Linked DNA regions of Homo sapiens: region 1 is linked to region 2. The links are chromatin contacts, found by Hi-C or POLR2A ChIA-PET in ENCODE. All regions are on one chromosome and are shown on one strand. Each heading gives the region's core, a stretch centred on a gene start or an enhancer-like site at or near the end of the contact. The rest is flanking DNA. Distances are from core to core; before and after follow the strand shown.

Evidence for each region. Hi-C counts contacts between places; a loop is a spot of excess contacts on that map. ChIA-PET counts read pairs that join two places held with the same protein, here RNA polymerase II (POLR2A). Pooled maps may share reads with other maps.
Region 1: a loop to region 2 is called in a pooled map, with 7 times the contacts of the local background. The contact joins the promoter of MAP3K9 here to the promoter of ZFP36L1 in region 2. A Hi-C loop is called at or near these places in 5 of 50 pooled maps. POLR2A ChIA-PET finds 5 or more read pairs at or near these places in 2 of 52 experiments (CD8-positive, alpha-beta memory T cell and WTC11).

Annotation. Positions count from the first base shown.
Region 1 is chr14:70,806,950-70,812,527 of GRCh38, reverse strand. It overlaps MAP3K9 (mitogen-activated protein kinase kinase kinase 9), which reads left to right and starts at 3,015. Exons shown (of 12, transcript NM_001284230.2): 1 at 3,015-3,762. The coding sequence starts at 3,357. It overlaps MAP3K9-DT (MAP3K9 divergent transcript), which reads right to left and starts at 3,744. Exons shown (of 2, transcript NR_184164.1): 1 at 3,241-3,744. RefSeq lists a silencer at 2,814-3,453 and an enhancer at 4,394-4,453.
Region 2 is chr14:68,791,797-68,797,206 of GRCh38, reverse strand. ZFP36L1 (ZFP36 ring finger protein like 1) reads left to right here and starts at 4,140. Exons shown (of 2, transcript NM_004926.4): 1 at 4,140-4,325. The coding sequence starts at 4,269. RefSeq lists enhancers at 913-972, 2,153-2,312, 1,975-2,519 and silencers at 1,093-1,412, 3,693-3,892, 3,913-3,982.

The DNA.
Region 1 (5,578 bases), core at 1,766-4,265, 2.0 Mb before region 2:
ATAATTACTAGTGTGAATCAAGTGATTACAGGGCCCTCTACAGTCTGGTCTCAACCTATCTTTTCAGTTCTTTCTCATCCTTCTATTCCATCCAAATGGTCCCCTCTCCATGCTTTCCTACGTCTGTGGCTGTGCCTATTCCCACCCTCCTTTCCTGAACACACTCTTCCCTGCTCCACCCCATTCCCCTCCAGGACCAGTTCTGGTTCTGCTTCTTCCATGCAACCCTGCCAGACAAGTTTAGTCTGAAAGATCTACCCTCATTTGAATTCCTAGCACTTACCCATTCAACAAATATTAACTGAATGACTTGTTGAAATGTTTGATGAATGATTCTTTATGAGATTCTAAACACATGCTATGGTATTAAAGGTTTAAGTTGCACAGGGAATTAGTTTTCCTATTGAGAAGAATCAATGATTTTTCTCCTCTCTTCCCCTCTTCCCAGGGAGTGGGAAGGAATCCACAAAACTAAATAGTAGAACATACGAAATTATGGAGAAGCAAAATGACAATAAACTTACCCAATTACTCATAATCCGACTACTTAGAGACCCACTACTGACATTTTTCTCTTTTTAGTACTTTTTTTCCTGTTTCTGTTTTGCTGTGTGTCTACAGTTTGTAAAACTTTTTTTCCCTCAAGTTAAAAAAAATTCTTTTTTTTGAGACAGGGTCTTGCTTTGTCACCAGATTGGAATGTGGTATAGCAAACACTGTTCACTACAGCCTTGACCTCCTAGGTTCAAGCAATCTTCCTGCCTCAGCCTCTCAAACAGCTGGGACTACAGGCTTGCACCACCATGCCTGGCAAATTTTAACATTTTTTGTAGAGATAGGGGTCTCGCCATGTTGCTCAGGCTGGTCTCCTTCCTGGGCTCAAGTGATCCTCCTGCCTCAGCCTCCCAAACTGCTGAGATTTCAGGCACGAGCCACCATACCCAGTCCTAAGTTAAAATTTTATCAAGACAATTATTTTCTTATGGCCTTTAAAAAAACACAATATACCTCCATCCCCACTCCCTTGCTCTCTGCTGCTTGACAGTGGAATGGTTTTGTCTAAAACAAAACCTAGATAATTTACTCAGACTCATCCATATCTTTTCCAGTTCATGGATCCTATGTATAATAGGAATCTGAGCATTGTTTTAGGTCTTTACTTAAACAGAAATCCTTTTTCAAGACCTACTCTGGATGCTTTTTAGAACAAGCCTCATCTCTCTTCTTCAAGACCTCAAATGTGTGCTATGACTATACAGTGTAGTCATATTGATGAGCGAACCACAGAATGTTCAAACTATGAGGACACAGGATATCTTCCAGTTCACTCCCCTCACTTTAAGAGTACAGTGTTAGGACACCTGCCTGAAGTCATGCAGCTGCCTAGTTATCTTTCCAAATTGCCCCGCTGTCTTTAGTTTGTGTAATAATAAACCCCAAACTAAAATTCAACAAAAGCACTCACCCTTGCTAAATAAATCATGTCTATTCCTACCACTGAAGGGGAAAAGGTAACAAAGTTTGGTAGAAGTTGGGCTAGATCCTTCAGCACTGGCTTATTTAGAAATTTCAGAGGACTAGGTGAGGTGGCTAAGGCCTGTAATCCTAGCACTTTGGGAGGCCGAGGCAGGTGGATGACTTCAGCCCAGAGTTCAAGACGAGCCTGTACTTCCAGCTACTCGGGAGGGTGAGGTGGGAGGATGGCTTGAGCCTAGGATGTTGAGGCTGCAGTGAGCCGAGATTGCGCCACTGCACTCTGGCCTGGACAACAAACTGAGACCCTGGAAGAAAAGAAAAGAAAAGAAAGGAAAAGAAAAGAAAAGAAAAGAAAAGAGAAAAAAAGATCAGAGAACCTTTCTTACTGGAAGTCAACGTTGCCACGACAGGATTAAAGCAAGAAGAAACATTATGGGCCTCCTATCTCGTCCTTAATGTTCAAAACGCAGGGTATAGCAAAGCATATAGGAAGAGGTCGTCCTCACTCGTGAACTCAGCATCGGGTTCTACGTTTATTCTGCTTTGGTTCTTCTTAATCTGACCTCTATAGACTTCGCCACGATCCAAGGTGTAATTCCAACAGGCAAAAGAAGTCTAAGGATTGTCGAAAAGGTGGCTCCCTTCAGACAGACCAAGCCCAATTCATGGCAGCGTTCCCAGCCCCAGTTTGAAGCTCAGTAAGGTGGTCTCTTGCCTTTCTGAATTCTGAAAAAAGAGTGGTATTGGAATCTCTTCTTACCGGAACCCAGGAGAGGGCGAGCTGTGGTGCAGTCCTCATAAAGGGGAGAACTGTAGTTTTCAGAGTTCTAATGAACATCCCAATGGGCCTAAAAGGCTTCAATAAGAGATGAAAGGTTCCGGGTGAGAGTGGGCGTGGGCGAAGCTGATCCCTCTAGGTCGGACTAAGGCAGAGCCAGATCCAAGAGGGAGAATCCAACTGTAAAAGGGATCTGGGGAAGAAAGAGCTCTGTTGGGGGTGCAGCCGGATGAAGAACACCGGTGCTGCTCAGTGCAGCCCCTACCCATCCATGGCAAACAAAGGCAGCTGCCTCCCTTCCAGCCTTTTAGTTTGAATGAAGGCTCAGTATTACCTTTTAGGATCCACCCTTCCCTTCTCACGCACCCAATGAGGCCGGAGCCTCTTCCTGCCGGGAGGTGCTGAACTCTCCCAGGAAACGGACAGGTGCCGCGAGCCAATGGAGGGAGCTGCGGCGGGCCAGTGGGCGGGAAGAGTGGGTCGACCTGGGTTTGAGAATGACAGAGCCCGCAATGGGGGAGGGCACGGTGCGACGGCGGCGCAGGGGGTGAGAGGGACCTGCGAGACGGCCAGCTAGGCTGCCCCAACCACGGCGGAGGAACCGGGGACTGGGCGGCCGCAGCCAATGGGAAGGCAGCGGGCGCGGGGCGGGGCGGGCGTGGGGCGGAGCCCCCTGGGGTCCGCAGGGCTGGGGCGGAGCCAGGCCCGCGTCAGGTGGTCCCGGCGAGCTGGCGGTGCGGGGGGCGGGGCACGGCACGGCGCGGAGAGGAGAGCGGCGGCCGGCTGGCAGCGGCGGGCACCGGCTGCGCGAGCAGGTACCGGCGGCAGAGGTGACGAGGCCGCCCCCGGGGGGGCGAGCGGGCAGGCGGGGACTCGGCCCGCTGCGCCCCTAGGCTGCGCGAAGAGCTCGCGCTCGGCGCTCTTCTCGTACCGCGGTAACAGCGCCGGCGAGCCGGCTCTCCCAGCCCTGCCAGCCCGGGCCCTACCTGCGGCCGCCGTCGTTGGGGGGGGGTCCTCCCAGCTCTGCGGAGGCGCATGAACAATAGGCGGCGGCGGCTCCTGCGGGCGGCGGCGGCCCCGCACCCTATGGATCGGCCGCTCCATGGAGCCCTCCAGAGCGCTTCTCGGCTGCCTAGCGAGCGCCGCCGCTGCCGCCCCGCCGGGGGAGGATGGAGCAGGGGCCGGGGCCGAGGAGGAGGAGGAGGAGGAGGAGGAGGCGGCGGCGGCGGTGGGCCCCGGGGAGCTGGGCTGCGACGCGCCGCTGCCCTACTGGACGGCCGTGTTCGAGTACGAGGCGGCGGGCGAGGACGAGCTGACCCTGCGGCTGGGCGACGTGGTGGAGGTGCTGTCCAAGGACTCGCAGGTGTCCGGCGACGAGGGCTGGTGGACCGGGCAGCTGAACCAGCGGGTGGGCATCTTCCCCAGCAACTACGTGACCCCGCGCAGCGCCTTCTCCAGCCGCTGCCAGCCCGGCGGCGAGGACCCCAGTTGCTACCCGCCCATTCAGTGTAAGGCGAAGGCGGGGCCGGGCGGGGAGGGGGAATGACGGAGGCCTGGGGGGCGGTCGGGGAAGGGGGGAGCACTGCGCGAGGGCTGGGATGAGGGCGGGGGGTGGGGAGGACGATTGACCTGGGTGTGGGTGGCGCGCGCTTAGGCTGCCCGGGCTTTGCTTGCTGGATAAGCTCGAGACGCCTCAGGCCCTGCCCGCACTTCAGACGCTTGGGCTTCTTCACCTTCAGTTGGCCACCTCAGCAGTGGCTCCCGATTTCCACATCCTGAAGTCCCAGTCTGAGAATTTGCCAGTTTCCCAGTCCCTTCTCTTACCCACCCCCCCGCCGCCCCCCATTCCCAATCTGGAAGTGTTTATGGCAAGATGGTGGTTAGTGTCCTAGCCTTAGTCCCCAAATCAGGGACCTTGCCACCACCTCTTCTAACGCCTGTCCCCGCCTCCTAAAGGCATTTGCTTTCAAAGAGATGGGGGTGTCTCCGCAGGGCTGAGCTGGCTCACAAGTCCCGGAAGCATGTGTGAACTCAAGGCTCAGTTGCCTGTAAAATGTCGGGTTGATTTCTTGGATCCTATTTCTTATATCTCAGAAGTTGTACCTTTAGGAGTCTCACTGATTAATGTGCTAAGAGGGATGTGTGTGTTGAGAGTGGGGGTGAGACAAGTGATGATTAGAGAGGAAAAAGTATGTCGTTCCCCCATGGGAGATCAGGATTGCAAGGTACAGTGGCTGAATCCCAGTCCTTTGACAGTGAGGCTGTTTGGGAAATACATTTTCTTCTTTCTTCTCATTCTAGATCCTTGCCTATCTTTGGAACTGGTCAAATCTCAGGGGGACCATGCTCAGGGGTCCCTCCCAGGGCCTTTCTCCCAGTGTCCTGGTTTCCGTCAATTTTCCAGGAGCCCCATATTTCATACCCTATAATGAAATCTTCTTTTTTTTTCAAGGGAGTTAAATTGCCATCACAATCCCTTAATCATACTAGTTTATTTCAGAAAAAAACATGTAAATATCTCTTTAGTGCAGTTTACACTATTTTGTATTTGAGAGTTTCCATAATCTCTTATCTGTTAAAAAGGTATTGTTAATATGTATTAATTACTGTTTATTCCTTATTTTGTATACTTTCATCTTAGTTGATTTTTTAAAACGTCATTAGCAAGGACCAACTTTAAATATTTAAATATTAAGATTTCCTTTGTAACAGTTACGTTTTTGGCTCTGTAAGTTATTTTTTACCCCAGCAATTGTGTTACTTTAATCTTGAGTTTTTTTGTTTTTTTGAGACAGTCTCGTTGTCTCCCAGGTTGGAGTTCAGTGGTGCAATCTCAGCTCACTGCAACCTCTGCCTCCCGGGTTCAAGCAATTCTCCTGCCTCAGCCTCCTGAGTAGCTGGGATTACAGGCGCCCGCCACCATGCCTGGCTAATTTTTGCATTTTTAGTAGAGATGAGGTTCACCATATTGGCCAAACTGGTCTCGAACTCCTGACCTCAAGTGATCCGCACGCCTCGGCCTTCCAAAGTGTTGGATTACAGGCGTGAGCCACCGTGTCTGGCCTATCTTTAGATGTTTTTTAAAAACTAGCACATAATATCAAAATCATAGCCTCTTCGCTTGTTTTTCTGCTCTTCTTTTTCTGTTGGTGTTTTGACTATCAAATCGATGTTCAAATCTTTAGGTTCCCCCTCTCCCTCTCATTCAGTTTAAAACTTCATTTTTCTTCATTTTGATCTTTAAAATGCCTGGAGGTAGCAAATTACTTTAAATTGTTTCCAGATACTACATCTTTTTGGGACTAGTTTGGTAGCCTTAAGGCT
Region 2 (5,410 bases), core at 2,891-5,390:
AATACACACTAAGCTTTCTGAGGGGCTTGAGGGCTTTGAGAGATAAGATAGTCTGGCTTGTACAGACTACCACAGGGCCCCAGTGATGTAGTTGTTTTCAAAAATACTTGTGTCAATAATCAGGTATTTTTCAGATGGGCAACAGATCCCCATCACCCTACCCTGAACCACTTTACTCTCCCCCAGGCTCCAAGCCCAGGGCCTCTCCCCATTTCCAGGCCTCAGGGCCTGTCTTATCCAGGGCTGGGGGTGGAGGCTAGAGAGTGACACAGATCAAACTTATAAGTTGTCAGTTGACCATTTAATGGAAGTCTACACTGAATAATCCTTTGCCAAGTGAATAGCCCCGGAATTTGTTTTGTGGTGTAATAAGGGTTGCCAAATGGCTTAGTTTACATACAACAGCATGACATATAGACGGTTGCAGCGAGACATGACTCTAGGCACTTTATGGGCCAAATGTAGGCAGTTATCATGATTCCTATTTCAGAGATGAAGAAATTGAGGCCTTGGTCAGTGACTTGAAAAGTCACATAGCTAGAAAATGGCCAAGATTTGGATCCAGGATTGCCTAACTTCAATATACTGGCTCACTGATTCTCAAACATTAGTATTTGGGTCGTGAGATGGAAATTTACCAAAAATGCAGATTCCCCGGCCCCATCTGGGCCAGGGAATCAGCATTCCAAACTTTAAACAAGGGGACTCCAGGTGTCTCTCTCTCTTTCAACCTGAAGAATTTGGGGGATTTTGCAAATGACCTGAAGCCTGAGAGGAAGTGCAACACTGCAGGGCTCTCAGGAGGGGGTACCCTGCTGACGCCTGTGACTAGGCCTAACCTTCTGGGGTCCTGCGGCCCAGTGCTGCACACTGTCATCTGCCTTGAGGTGCGCCTGGGGTCCAGATTGGCCGATGAATACGTACACCCGCAGCGCCTCCTTCACTCCGAAGACTTTCACTTTCCCCCTTGCACAAAACCGAACATCCCACCCCACCACCACCTCCAAGCTAAAATACCTGGGCCGCCCCTCCCCACGAAGGGACGCGCTCCAGGCGAATGGGGAGGGCCCGGAAGTCGGGCCTGGGACAGAGGAGCCGGCCCACCGCCTCCCGGTCGGAAGCGGCAGTGCAGGTGAGGCGGCGGCCAGCCTGGGGACTGCGCGGGTAAGGAGCGGGAGGGCGGAATGCACCGCGAAGTTGGCGGGGGACGGCCACGCACGCCTCGCCTCGGCCTTCCTGCACCGTAGGGCCGCCCTCCCGCCACCCCTGGGCACCTGTCGACCACGTCTGGGCGAGGGCGGGTCGGCTCCCGCCCTCGGGCCCTCACCGCGGCGGGGACGCCGGGTCAGCGAAGGGTTAAGGGACTCGCTCCCTCCTCTCGGCTCCCTCACCCTTGGAAAGTCCCCGAAATGACGTTTCAACCCGACAATTTAAAAAAGAGTTTAATTATAGAGACAGGCTCTGGGAGCTGGAACAAACCCTTGGTCGGCGGGGCCGGTAAACAACTCGGGAGCGAGCGGGCTAGGCCAGTCGCAGCCTTGCGGAGCCCGCGCCCCCGGGGAGAGGGGGAGGGGAGGGCCTCCGGGAGTTGGAAAAGCCGAGGAAATTCGAGGAATCAGCTTTCTTTGGAAAAATCCACTTTGTAGCCATTCTGGGGCGCCTGATGGTGCTCCTGGCCGGTCCCGCAGCCTTGGAGGGAAAGCGGCGCCGCCCGAAGCAGGGGCATAGCCGGTGCCCCGCGGGGACAGGCCCTGGGCCGGGAAGGGGGCCCCGCCCGCTCCCAGTCCCCTTCCCCTTTGCTTTTTTCCAGCCCCTCCTCCGGTCCCCCCAGCTGAGCTTCGCGAACCCTCGGGAGTTAAAGACCAGCCGGCCTCTTTTTTGGGGGGGGTGGGGGGTGGGGGAGCGGGAATGGGTGGAGGCCGGGGGAATAAAAAACCGAAATAGCTTCACATCAGAACTCAGACTAACCTTGTGGTTTCAACGCGCACTCTGCTCTGTCCTGAAATCTGGAACTCATTACCTCATCACCAAGAAACTGCACGAAATCTCTCCCCCACCGCCCCAACACCCACTTGGGAAAGGAACGAGCAAACATCCCTCTAAGAAAGAAACCTACACTTGAATGATTTAAATTAAGGTGGATGGAAGTTATTTCCCTTTCTGGCGCTTGCCAGATTTCAAGAAAAGCTGAAAAATGGGAGCGGGGGAGGGAAGCAACAGACGGCTGGAGGGCAGCAGCAGAACAAGCGAGGGGCAGCAGCCGAGTTAAAGTGGGGGCCATCCATTTCGGGCAGAGGAGACAAATGAAAGCCGACCCCGCTGGGATCACGTAGGTTCGTGGCTGCAGCAAAAGTTGGGTTTCACAAAGTTGAAAAACAGCCGGTTTCTCAAACAATTGTGATTTGGAAGGTTTCGCTGGGTTTGCCCAGATGTTTACGAATAAATAAGAAATGCAGTTTTAAAAAAAAGTGTGTGTTGGGGGTGGTGAGAATGCGCTCTCTTCGGCCCGCCCCGTCCTTTCCAAAGAAACGTGCTCATAATGGGGTGACCTAATTACATCGCAATGGAACTCAATCTTAGCCACTCCGCAGCACCGGGTTTCATAACAGACTCGGCGGCCTCGAGTGCTGGGAAGAAACGTGCGAGGGCCGAGGGGGGCGGCGGAGCCCGCGTGGAAATCGGAAAGAAGCGCAGCCCTGCGACTTCCGCCTGGGTCATCACGCCAGCAGTCGGGCCAAGGCGCAGGGGGCGGGTGGGGGACTCGTTAACTTTTTATTTGGGTGGGCGGCATCCAAACCTAACAGTATATATTTTATCATTTTCAAGGGAGTCATGCTCCATTGCGGGCCCTTCGGTTTCGTGGCTCCCATGTCCCCCTCTCCACCTCCCGCCAAAACGGCGCAGCGTGACAAGCCATATGTTCCACTCCGGTGGGGGCGAGAGAGAAGCAACAATAAGTTAAAAGTGCCGCCTCCCTCCACCTCTTTACCTTCATTCTTACCAAAGTAACCTTTTTTCATTGTTCTAGAGTCTTGAGGTGTGTGTGGGGAGGATGGAGGAGGAGGGAGGGTTGTGGCGCCGCCCAGAATTCGGAGCGCGCGTGGAAAGTAGTGAGTTGCTCGGTGGGCTTTTTCTGGGAGGAAGGGGCATTCAGGAAGGATTAGGGTTTTCTTGACTAAAAAGTTTAAAGATTGGATGCGTGAAAAGAAACGGCACGCCTAGGCCTGGTAAAACAAACAATCGTCCCGGGTTGTGGTCTTTTTTTGCGGCGCCCCCCACCCGCCCACACCCGGAGAGCGCCGGCTGCAAAGCGAGCGCGAGTGTCGACGCGTGCGGCGCACTAAATTGTGCCGCGCTCGCCCCCGCCAGACCATGTCCTCCTGGGGAAAAAGTTTCCCTAGTCCCCCCAGCAGCGCGCCCCACCCTACGCCCCGCTGGAAAAAAAACAGCAACATAAAATCCTAGGCTTGAACATTCTGTGCGTCCCAAATTTCTAATGTCCTCGGCCTGCCCGGTTTGCCGAAGGGAGCCGAGTGTCGAAGAGAAGTCGGGAAAAGGTAAGTTGTGCAGACACTTGGGGAAGTTTCAAGGAGACCGCCAGCTCAAGATGGAAACCGCGGCCCGGGCGCTAAGGACGGGCTTCAGCTCCCGCTGGCAAAAAGAGAAAGTCGAGCCCGCCTTCCTGCCCAACAAAAAACAACAACATGACAACAAGAACCCCGGAGGGAGTGGAATGAGTGACGTCACAGCCGCGCTCTGAGGCTGACAAAGGAGGGGGCGCGCCCCTCCCGCTCTGCGCCCGCGCGGCCCCGGAGAGGGGGCGCCTGAAGCGCCGGGTAGGGAAGTCAGCCGACTTGAAACTTTTCCTCTTAAAGAAAAAAAAAAAAAAGTTGTGCGCGGCTCACAGTGGGGTTTTTTTTTTCCGCCTTCTTTTCTCGTCTCCCCTCCCCCTTCTTCCTTTTGAAAGTTTCTTCTCCTCCCCCTGCCCCCCCTCCCCGCCTGACCGCATGGCTGATTCAACTCCAGTGTCAATCAACTTCTTTTTCCTCCTCTTCCTCATTTAAATAAGTTTAAAGCTCCTCCTCCCCCCGGCCCACCAAATCTGAACTTTATAAATTGGGCTTTGCGCGCCCCAGCCCGGAGTCAGAAAGGCGAGGGGCGCCGGGAACTGGCGTGTGGGACTCCAGACAGGAGAGGCTGCGCCTTCCCCGCACCGGGACCTTCGCGACACACCAGATCCTCGCCCCTGGCTCGCGCGAACGCACAGGATGACCACCACCCTCGTGTCTGCCACCATCTTCGACTTGAGCGAAGTTTTATGCAAGGTAAAGGGGGGCGGAGCATTTGCTTTTCAAAAAGTCTTTTTCTTTTGCCTTAAGAAAGAACCCCCAAAAGTTTGGGTCTTGGAAGGCAATGGGGAAAGTGGTGCAGCGAGATGATTCTTTTCTCCTCCGGCATTTCTCCCAAGTTTGAAGGAATTTGGCCCCGTCCTTCCCACCCTTTGAGTTTCAACAGTTGCTGGCGGGGATTACATGTGAATCTGGAGGCCAGGGTTTTGAGGGGCGAAGTTTGCCTGGCAGGGCAGCCCGGGGGCTTCGGGGGGAGGGCTGGGATTGGGACAAGTTTTGGGCGATCCTGTTTTACGTAACGTGCTGCTGGATCCCAGGTTTGCTGGTCTGATCGGGTTCCCAGTCTGCGCCCTAGGTCTGTCCAGCGGCATTACCCACCCGTGGGGTTGGGAGTGGGAGGTCCCTCGGGGAAGTGAGTCTCGGGACAATGTTTTCCTCCACTCTTTGGGGGGAGCTGGGGATATGCGAGGAAGAAAGGCCAAGTTGTGATTCAAAAAGATGTTGCAGAACAAGTTTGCAGTGGGGCTTGAGTCCGCCCTAGCTCCGTTGGGCTTCTTCCCGCGATAGCCGATCGTGCAGCAAACTTTGGGGTGAAAGAGGCATTCAGGTTGACCCGCTTACCTGTGTTGCCGAGGCATTGCGGCTCATCGATTGCGGGCGGGGTTGGGGGGGGAGGTGGCGACAAAATGCTGGCTTGAACTCGAGAGTCCCGCGAGTAAGGATTTAATGGGGGGCTCCTTAAAACATGTTGCTTGTCAGCCAGTGTTGAAAAAGCAAGTTTTAAACTCGGAATGTTCCAGGACTGCGGTTTAAATGTACATAGCAAAAGTCTATGGATGTTGTTAAATTTCTTTCCAACCTCCCCCTCCCAATTTGAAAGGGTGAAGCTGCTGGGCTACTTTTTAATTGCTGAAGTGTTTTGCCTTCTCTTAACACGTCGGGTCATGTTGCTCTGTTTTCCCAGCTTGCTGCTCCTGTTGGTGCAGCTGCCAACGCCCCAGGGCTGCAGGGTTGGGGTGCAGGGACGCCGAGGAGCTGAAGAGTAGCATTTAAAAAGTTTG